2 separate regions of the Mus musculus genome follow, and region 1 is linked to region 2. Evidence: chromatin contacts called from ENCODE POLR2A ChIA-PET data. All regions are on one chromosome and are shown on one strand. Each heading gives the region's core, a stretch centred on a gene start or an enhancer-like site at or near the end of the contact. The rest is flanking DNA. Distances are from core to core; before and after follow the strand shown.

Region 1 (5,627 bases), core at 1,757-4,256, 65 kb after region 2:
GCCCATCTTAATTATTCAGTAATCAGTAATATATTTAAAGATTTATTATTAGTAGTGTTAGTATTAGTAGCAGTATTTGGTTTTTCGAGATAGGGTTTCTCTGTGTATCCCTGGCTGTCCTGGAACTCACTCTGTAGACCAGGCTGGCCTTGAACTCAGAAATCCGCCTGCCTCTGCCTCCCAAGTGCTGGGATTAAAGGGGTGCACCACCACGGCCTTATTTTTCTTATTTTTCATTTGTGTGTCTGTGTGTGTGCTCAATTGTGGGTTTGTGCACACAAGGGCAAATGCTCCAGCAGTCCAAAGAGTGTCGGACCCCTGGGAGCTGGCATCCCAGGTGGCCATGAACCACTTGACATAGGTTCTCTACAAGAGCAGTCCATGTTCTTAACTGCTGAAACATCTCTTCAACCCAACTGTTAATATTTTTGTTCTTCACTCAAATAAGCTAGGATGGAACATTTAAATGTATTGTATACGTCATTTTAAAATACAAATTGCCCACAACTGATGAGGCAAGAGTTCGGAGTAAAGTTCTGAAACTGCTATCTTGATAATATGCATTTCCTGTAGGTATGAAGGAGATGAGTGTGGCATTTCTGGATAGCATTCAGATACACAGGGATTGTTACATTCTCAGTCCTCATGCCAGTCCTCAGCATGCAGAAAATATTAAGCAAAGAAGTAATAAAATCAGATTTGTGCTTGGGAACAGCACACAACCTAGCAGCCAATCAGGCCAACGAGAGTAGCTAGCTTTGTTCTTAATCATAGTAATTTTTAAAAATTAAATAAAATTGAGAAGAAATGTTGTCAAAAATATAAAGCACTTACTTTAAAATTTGTTTTTAATTTATTTTTCATTTATGTGGATGCATGTTAGTCTGTCATGTGTGTGTGGATACCTGGGAGGCCCCTGGAATTTTAATTACGGACCATGTGGGAGCTGGGAGCTGAGCCCGGGCCCTCTGCAAAAGCAGCCAGCGCTCTTAACTTCTAAGCCATCTCCTCAGACTTCAAATATAATACAATTATTAACTTTAATTTTTAAAAAGTCCACACAGAAAGAAGACCAGACCTCAAAATAGACAGCGACTGGTCTGGAGGACTCCAGTCTAGATTTTACCGAGTGGTCAGCTAATCCAAGAGAAATGCCCAGCCTTGTTACACCACAAAGGTGATAATGATGATACTAAATTTCACTAATTTTCATATAAGCATGTAAGATAATACCTCTTGTTGCTTGCAGGCCTGAAGGACACTCTTTAGGATGCTATGATCTTTTTAATATTGTAGGGAAGGTCACTGATAACATATATATTTATGCCCTTTGAGTCAATGGCTTTATTCATGGAACTGGATCAAACAGCATATCGGGTAGTTATCATAGTTAGAAACAAAGAGCTACAAATAAAAATGCATATCTTTTTTCTATTTTCTTCTTCTTCCTCCCTCCTCCTCTTCCTCCTTTTCTTTCTTGTTTCTTCCTTTTTTTTTTTTTTTCCCAGGCAGGCTCTCACTGCATTGCTCTAGTTGTCCAGGAACTTGATCTGTAGATCAGGCTGGCCTCAAACTCTTCCTACCTCTGCCTCCCGAATGCTAGGAATAGAAGCATGTGTTAGCATGTCTGTTTTACTGTGCGTTTAAAAAAAAAAAGTTTATCTTGCCCTTACTGTTTGCTACAGGCTAGTAAAACAAACAGACATGGTAGATCGATCTATCTGAGTTACAAAAACAGACCTCCTTCGAGCCGGATTCGAACCAGCGACCTAAGGATTTCCAGGTCGAATACTCCTACAGTCCTCCGCTCTACCAACTGAGCTATCGAAGGATACCATGTATAGTGCCTAGCAAAGTCACAAGTAGCTTAGAGGAGCCACTATGCCTGATTTTAAGCAGTGCTGGGATCTAACTCAGGGCTTCATGAATGCTAGATGGACCTTCTACCAAATGCCAAGTGCATTCTTTTTTTTTTTTTTTTTAATTAGGTAATTTCCTCATTTACATTTCCAATGCTATCCCAAAAGTCCTCCATACCCTCCCCCCGAAGTGCAGTCTTTATACTAGAAAAAGAACTAGAAATCTCATAATCTTCGCAAATATATGCGTATTAGCTATGCTATGAACTATGCAGGAAAACTTACTATGAACTTATCACTATGAACTGATATATATTGTTCTTAAATTTTATTTTATATTTATGTACAGCATAGAAACAATCATTGATAAAACTGTTTTTTTTCTTTATCTTTGCATTTTTTCAGTAATAAATGAAAATTCAAAACCAAATAAGAAATTGCTGATCTCATGACTGATGGCAGGGTGAAGCGCCAGGTCCTTGTGCAGTTATACCTTGAAGGTGGACATCCAGTGGACTCCTGCCACCCACACCCACATTCCTGAAGGTGTCTCATGGAAAAGATCAGGGAGGGAGAGCTGCAGCCATTGTGGACTCACTCTTTAGCTATTCACAGATGTAATGACAAAGTAATTTACTTTCTGGGCTCCTATTCTCTTGCCTGTTTTGTTTCCAATACTGTTTGTGTCTAATACTTTTCCAACTTGGCATAATTCAAACAAGGTATTAGTAACATTAGTCTTTTTCTTAAAAGTAACAAACACCCCACTCTCTTTTGTTTTGTTCTCCATATGTAGCTCTTGCAAGTCTGGATCTTGCTATGAAGCCCAGACTGGCCTTAAACTTACAATGACCCCCGCCTGCGCCCCCCCCTCCCCCCCCATGAACTTGGGTTAAAAGAACTGAAGCCACAGAGTTAAATTCACAGGCTGATGGCCTCATGACTCATTTCAGTTGCTCAAGTCTTCTTTCTTTTTGTCCCCATTCCCTATATTCGGTACAGCTCTTTAATGCATATATCGTTCTCTTAGGGGAGGAGGATGAACCCAAACTACCTGACCACTAATCTGTAGTCCACATGTTTAAAAGGCTGCTCCTCCCCCCACCCCGAATAAATACACTTGGCCACCTGTGGGCAGGCTTCTCTAACAGCACACAGCCTTCTTCCTTCTGAAGAGCTCTCTCTTTGGCCCCGGGGTGACAAGCAGCCCTTTTCACTTGATCACTGTGGCTCTGGCTCCCTTTTCCTCTGGGTCTGTCGAAATCGGTAGGTGCTTCACTCTCAGCTCAGCTCTCTTTGTCTCTTCTCTGTACTAGGCTTTCTGTTCCTCAAGCTCTTCAGCTCTGCCTCTCCCCTCTCTCTCAGACTTTGTCAAGACTGTATGTACCTCACGGTGTAACTCCCAGAGATCACCCTCCTGAGAGCTGCTGGGCTTACAGTTGAGAAACACACCTTGTCTTTCTCTCCTCCTTCGTTTCATTTCATGTTCTCCATTTCTACCTCCGTGGCTTTATCTTCATTATCACTTCTAAACACGAATAACAAAGTATCCCACTCGATTCGATTTTACTTTATTGTTTTATTGTTATTGTAAATGAGGAGATTTCTTCATTATCTACAACTGTGCCTCGCGGCTCCATTCTGGAGGCAGTCGAGGGCTGGAGGACCAGACGTACAGAGGAAGGGTATGGGGCAGGCGCTGTTGTAAAATGGACTGAAAATGACCCTGTAGGGGAAATACAGAGCCCTCCAGGTTGGAAGAAACTGGTGGAGAACAGGGCGCTTGCGGAACCCATAGTTACCTCCTGACTGTTTCTCTCCCAGCCTGAAGCTCTTGGCGGGCTTCATTGCCCCAGTTAGCTCAGAGATGGCAGTTCCCACCAACTCCTGCCTCCTGGTCTGTCTGCTCACCCTCACTGTCCTACAGCTGCCCACGCTGGATTCGGGTAAGTTTCTGTTCTAGCCTTCTCTTTCTCGCAAAGTTGGAAGGTCCCTATAAATAAATACCTCTGACCCGGTTTGGCTCCTGGTGGGGGGACCTTCACCACAATCCAGTGAGTTCAAAGGAAACCCACTGCGGGAGGTAATACACACCTGCAATTGCAGCACCAGGTGGGCCCAGGCAGATTTTTCTGAGGTCAAAACCTGCCTGGTCTACATAGAGATAGCCAGAGCATCCAGGGTTACGTAGGGAGCGCCTAGTTGTTTTTCCTTTAAATCAAAGGAATTGGAACGCTAAGTGTGGTGGTGGTGCACCCCTGTAATGATCGCACTTGAGAATTGAGGGCAAGGAGCTCAAGGCTACATAGTGAGCTGGAGGCCACCTTGGGATTTATGAGATCCAGTCTGAAAAATAAACAGAAGAAAAGAAATAGCAGCCACCCCGAGTTCCTTTCTTTACAAGGAGACTGGCCGGTAGGTCCTCCATCCCAACCCATCGTCCTATCTGACCTTGTTTATTACAGCAGCTCCCTTCGATGTGACCGCACCTCAGGAGCCAGTGTTGGCCCTAGTGGGCTCAGATGCCGAGCTGACCTGTGGCTTTTCCCCAAACGCGAGCTCAGAATACATGGAGCTGCTGTGGTTTCGACAGACGAGGTCGACAGCGGTACTTCTATACCGGGATGGCCAGGAGCAGGAGGGCCAGCAGATGACGGAGTACCGCGGGAGGGCGACGCTGGCGACAGCCGGGCTTCTAGACGGCCGCGCTACTCTGCTGATCCGAGATGTCAGGGTCTCAGACCAGGGGGAGTACCGGTGCCTTTTCAAAGACAACGACGACTTCGAGGAGGCCGCCGTATACCTCAAAGTGGCTGGTGGGTACAGACGGGATGTGTCGCCTCGTCACTCCGCGCGGAGACTCTCACTTTGGGGAGAATCATCGTGTTCATTCTCCAAATCCAAACGTATTTTCACGTTTACGTAAGGTTGTGGTGAGCATCTTAGATGCTCTGAACAGCTTCGTGGTTTAATGCCTAAGGATTGACACCCTAACAGAGTGTGGTCCGTTGCTAAAGTTCTTTATCCACCTCCAAAATGGTTTTACTCATATTACTCATGTTGTCTTCTTCTCCCTGTCTGAGATCATAAGGAAAGAATACATTGAGCTCTAATTTCCCTCCCTGTTAGTGATCCAAATCAAGCAAATCTCCCACTCAGTTTTTCCTACTGTGAAACCAGAAAGCTAAATCCAGCAAGAATTTGCAACAAGGAACTAGATAAGTGAAAAATGCTTTGTTAATGATAAAACATCATGTGCTTATAAAGAAATTCCTACACCTTAGACTACTGTGTATAATACACATATTGCCTTTCTCATTTATTTAGGTATTTTCCTTGCTCCGTTAAGAAAGGAGCTGACATAGTGTCTCAAACTCTACAGCTTTAAGAACACTTTGAAGTCCTTTATCAAGTACTAGGATCATTCGTAAAACAATGAGTTTCCCACACCGGGAGTCGAACCCGGGCCGCCTGGGTGAAAACCAGGAATCCTAACCGCTAGACCATGTGGGAACTGCTATGCATACTTATCTTGCCTCCTCCTCCCATGTAAGGATTCCGGACGATGACACACCTGCTCTTTAGATGTTGGGAAAGGAATCTATCAACTTAACTGTATCCCTAGCTCAAAAATACATTGCCATGTTTTGCCATATTTAATGTACCAAATATAACGCTCATATCATTTTTAGGGAAAGGCATCCTAAAATTATATAATATATAAATTATATAATATATACATATACATGAAAATATGTGTATATACAT
Region 2 (5,040 bases), core at 469-2,968:
AAATTCCAGAACTCAGAACAGTTGCTGACACATGTTGTGTTCAGATTACTCTTTTCAAGCCTCAGATTATTTTCTTCTTCAAACAACTTCTTAACCTCCATTAGTATATGATACTTTTCGCTTACCCACAGAAACCCTAATCTTTAAAAGTAAAGATGAGAAACAGGAGGTGCTGGGGTAGGTCTTTAATCCCAGCACTCGGGAGGCAGAGGCAAGGGTATATCTGGAGTTCGAGGCCAGCCGGGTCCACAGAGTTCAAGGGCATCTAGTGCTACCCAGAGAAACACGGTCTCAAAAAAGAAAAAGAAAAAAAAGTGGTGGTGGTATCATGATGACGATGACGAGAAACAGTCAGAAGGCTGAACAATGAGGAAAAGTATTTCTGCAAAACCTGTTAAGCTGAGTTGGATCCCTCGGTGGAAGGAGACCCAAAATCCTGTAAACTGTTCATTCACCTAGTAACACACACAAAGTGTTAAATAAACATCACATTAACACCCTGAATTTCTGTGATTTCATAGTATAATCATACAAGTAGATTGCTGGCCATGAAGAAAAGCATCTTTTCTGTCGAGTTTTTCTTTTGACTTTTGGGGGGTTTCTTTGTTTTCGTTTTGTTTTGTTTTTGGAGACATTTAGCCCCAAACTTTCGGTGTACAGTACTCTAAAATCTTATCACTCTTGGCTGAAACCAAATTCCTGAAGATACACTTAGACCACATCGAAAATATCAAAACTGCCTATACTGACTTAGATTTTATTAAAACATCCATCACGAATGCACTCCTACATGTTAACAATCGGGACGTTCCCATAAAGTTGCATATTAGAACTACCAGTTTTTTAATACTTTATCTAATGCCCAACCTTAATGAAACATTCCTTTTTTAGTAAACACCTCTCCACCGTGAGTGCCAGAAAAGCCCACACTGCATGGGTCTCCAGGACACGCCGGATTTCCGCAGTCTGCGCAGACGCTCCAAAGCACAGAAACAGCCAACCACCGTCGGTGCTGTGCACTCAGGCCCGCCCCACGCTCTAGTCCCAAACTGCGCAGCCGCTAGCTCTCGCGCTTTGTCCTTGCAACCTGCACCATATAAACAAAAAACTTTATACTTCCTACTTCAATAAATGCACGCTGCCCGAATATAATTTAAGAATTTGCCAACCTGGATTGTAAATACCTGAATAGTGAGTCGATTAACGTACTTACACAACGCTGCTAACGTTGCACAATCATTTCAAAACGTAAAACACATGTTCGCTCTTTTAATAAGAAAATGTGGGCGGCCCTGAAAAGGGCCTTTGGTTTTGTAGGTCAGAAGCAAGATTCGCTTAACCGCCGAATCCGTAGAGGGTGCGGCCCTGGCGCTTGAGCGCGTAGACCACGTCCATGGCGGTGACGGTCTTGCGCTTGGCGTGCTCCGTGTAGGTGACGGCGTCGCGGATCACGTTCTCCAGGAACACCTTCAGCACACCGCGGGTCTCCTCGTAGATGAGGCCGGAGATGCGCTTCACTCCCCCGCGCCGGGCCAGGCGGCGGATGGCGGGCTTCGTGATGCCCTGGATGTTGTCACGCAGCACTTTGCGGTGGCGCTTGGCGCCGCCTTTGCCAAGACCTTTACCGCCCTTGCCACGACCAGACATGGTGTACTTGCTGAAGAAAAAACCTCAACAGAGTGGAAGGCACAGGCACATTACTTATATGCAGTGTTTTCGGACCTGATTGAAGACTGAAACCCCCTGCAATGGCCCCGCCCCTGGCATGGGCAATGCCTAGTGACGTCACCAACGTTCGTTGTACTCGCTCCTTGAGCTGGGTCCTTTGTCCCCATTCCGGACTTCCCGGCCATTTTAACGAGTTCAGACTAAACAGTTTCTTTAGCAATACATATTTGTCACTTGTAACAAATTTAGAAAGACAGGAGATCTTTGGTGAGCCAAGCGATCACAAATACTGATGTGGAGGTCTCGCTTCCCATGTTTTTATTTTCGGCTGTAAAGGACTAAACACTGGAGAAAATAGCACCATTTCTTCCACTATCTCGACTTAAGGACAAACCTGATCCCAAACTCTTCGCGCAGGTAAATGCGTGGTTGGTCACTAAGACGCGCTGTATTGTTTTCTCCTTTGTCGAATTACTTACTAGTATGTTAATGTTTACTGATCTAGTCCAAATTTTGCTTTCTCTTTGACTCATTAGCGACATTATTCCCAACAAATATTAGCCTTTAGGTAGACAAAAATTAGAAGGTGCCTTCCTGCAGGCCTTTGTATGAAGTAGAGAAACACCAACTGCAAATAAAGTTAAGTATAATATTTTGAAAGGCTCTCTTTAAGTAGCAGAGTGGCGCAGCGGAAGCGTGCTGGGCCCATAACCCAGAGGTCGATGGATCGAAACCATCCTCTGCTATCTGGACTTTTTTTTTTCTTTTTTCCCTCCTCCTAAAGTTAAGTTCGTGAGGTAAATCGATCTCTGCAAAACGGAACTGGAACTTTTACATGGACGCTCAAGTGGTAACTCATGTGTTCTCTTGGTAATAAGTCAGATTTATTTTGCCCAATAAAACCTAAAATCACTACACGAAGGTGAATACAAGTGTAAGAGTGGAGGAACAGAGCTCAGTTTCTTCTATACATAATTCATAAAGCCTTATTTTTCAAGGGTCTGGTGGTAGGAATACATTCATTGATCAGTCCCTATAGATATTCTTTGCAATTACTAGAGTCTTAATCTTGACAACAATAGGTAGTGTTTTGAGAAAAGTGTGTGTAGTTAAGGGAGGATGTGGGGGTCTTCAGTTGAAGTCTGACTGAGAAAACCACTTCTGCTACCGACATTAGTCTCCACTTTCACAAAGATAAATCTTTGCTAAGCTATTGCTATTCTCTACGCTTATTTTTCAAGTTTTGTACTCACTGTCTTTTTTTATTTCTCTCACAGTAAAGATTCCTGTTCAAATTTTATATGTCACACTGTCCTAGAAGTTAAAACACAAAAAAAACATAGTAAGTAGTCTAGAATCAGTACAGATATTTTGGGTTACTTTGTTTTGAGTGACCTTGAAATGCTCCTCTTGCCTCTGCCAACAAGCTGTACTGTGTCTTCTTAAAATAGTTTTTCACTGGATCAGAAAACAGAAATCCAAAGGCCTCTCTCCTGTTAGGCTGTAGAGATGGAAGACTTTATTTCTTCTCAGAGGGGGTTAAAGGTAAAGATCAGCCTTTTTTTTTTTTTTTTTTTTTTTTGCTTCAAACCAAAAAAAAAAAAAAAAAAGTGAAAATTTTTTTTAAGAACTACTTTATGAGCTGCAAGAATAAAATTGATCTCAGCCCCATAACTACCCACCAGTTCAGTGACTTGGGGAAGTCCTTCCGTAACTACATGCGTGTGTAGTTAGGATTACAGGAAAGACTACAATACAGGAAAAGACTGTCACGAAGGAGAAGACTGGAGAAGGCTCTCTTGTCCTCTCCTCCATGGTGTCAGACATCCATCACTCCAGCTGAAAGCCACAGGAGTGTGCATCAGCTATGGCAGTCTAGTACTGTCTGTTCAACAGGAGTTCGAATAGTTCCAGGGAACTGGTTGCCTGGTGACCACATGCTTACTGGTCATAAATTAAATGCTACATTAAGTACACTGCCAGCATGGGTCACAGTCACTCCCTGCTTCAGGGATGGAGAATAAAATTACTACCCAGGAGCTATGAGGACATTCCCGAATTGTCATTTTCAGTGTATGGCTAAGGGTCATTACCATGGCCCTTACCCACAGAACTGAACATTAAATAGAGAAGTTCTGCTCCCATAGCCTTGCCCCAGTGTTATGGAGTGTGCAGCCACTGGGGAAAGACCATACAGTCAATCTGATTATAATTACAAAGTGCAATACATACAATCTCTGAGCTAACTGTGAGATTGCCATGAAGGAAGGCTATGGGAAGAGGAGTTTCAAGGGGGAAAATAACAAGACCTTTAATATCTATACAAGCAAGCAAAAGCTGTTCTGTTCTGCCAAGTCAAGTGGTTAAGCCAACTCAATGCCATCTTTGGGTATCTGTGTAAGCCAGTTACAGAAGCAAAAATAATAATAATAGTTAGTCATATAGTAACAAACAGTCACACGGGGCTCTTCAGTTTTAGAACAGGTCACTGAGACTTATCTTCCAGGCAAACAGCTAGAGGGATGCCTAGCATAAAATAGTTTCTTTAGCCATCACACTGGCATTTATAGACCAGGCAAAGGAATGGATTTTGCCAAGAAACTTGGGTAAGTGATTGCTAGACAGCCAAGAAAAGCATTCTAAGCAAAAGAAATAAACGGAGGTCCACATGAGAGCTAAAACACTCCTAACTACAAAGATTCAGTGTGAGAGAGCAGGAACGAGAGGAAGGCAGCTCCGAAAAGAGAAGGGGTTGCATGCAGACCATCTCTTCATCTGATGGAAATGTCACCAAACGGTAGAACACAAGATACCTAATGTAGGCTCTATGGGATTGTTTCAATGTGCATGTTTGGAGCTATCTATATTAAACTATGCAAGAGTGACCATCTTAAAATGTCATCTCTACATAAATATTTCATACACAGACTTAGCTGAACATCTTAAACACACACACACACACTTCAGCCGCCCAAATGTTCCTCCATCCCACTCAACAAGAACTATGGGGATGGCTGTTTGCTCGTTTTGCTGTTCTTTTTTTTTTAAATGTAATTATATCTTTTCCTCCTCCCTCCTCGCCCTCTAACTCTTCCTGTACACACCTTCTCAATCCCTATGAAATCCATGACCTCTATTGATAATAATACAAATATATAAAATAAAAATAATTACAAATATATGCATGTACATAAATGCAACCTGCGAAGTCCATTTAGTTAACAGTTGGTTTTGTTTTGTTTTGTTGTTTTTGTTTTTTTGCAACAGCAGAAATAAAAGTCAATCAACAATTCTCACCAGCTGTGCCACCATGTCCCATGGTGGGGAAGCCACACAGGTCATCTGAGCATCCAAGCTGCTTTTCAAGAAATC

Evidence for each region. ChIA-PET counts read pairs that join two places held with the same protein, here RNA polymerase II (POLR2A).
Region 1: POLR2A ChIA-PET joins it to region 2 with 16 read pairs in embryonic stem cell. The contact joins the promoter of Btn1a1 here to the promoter of H4c8 in region 2. POLR2A ChIA-PET finds 5 or more read pairs at or near these places in 4 of 5 experiments (Patski and embryonic stem cell).

The regions. Positions count from the first base shown.
Region 1 is chr13:23,463,280-23,468,906 of GRCm38, reverse strand. Btn1a1 (butyrophilin, subfamily 1, member A1) reads left to right here and starts at 3,006. Exons shown (of 8, transcript NM_013483.3): 1 at 3,006-3,125; 2 at 3,684-3,805; 3 at 4,325-4,675. The coding sequence starts at 3,727. It overlaps Gm52036 (a long non-coding RNA gene), which reads right to left and starts at 4,483. Exons shown (of 2, transcript XR_003950563.1): 1 at 4,311-4,483; 2 at 3,419-4,205. n-TYgta8 (a tRNA gene) reads right to left here and starts at 1,831; the gene lies at 1,742-1,831. It overlaps n-TEttc5 (a tRNA gene), which reads right to left and starts at 5,372; the gene lies at 5,301-5,372.
Region 2 is chr13:23,527,722-23,532,761 of GRCm38, reverse strand. It overlaps H4c8 (H4 clustered histone 8), which reads right to left and starts at 1,718. Exons shown (of 1, transcript NM_153173.4): 1 at 1,284-1,718. The coding sequence starts at 1,647. The coding sequence ends at 1,336. It overlaps Gm11335 (predicted gene 11335), which reads left to right and starts at 1,834. Exons shown (of 2, transcript NR_167693.1): 1 at 1,834-2,085; 2 at 4,939-5,040. n-TMcat9 (a tRNA gene) reads left to right here and starts at 2,343; the gene lies at 2,343-2,414.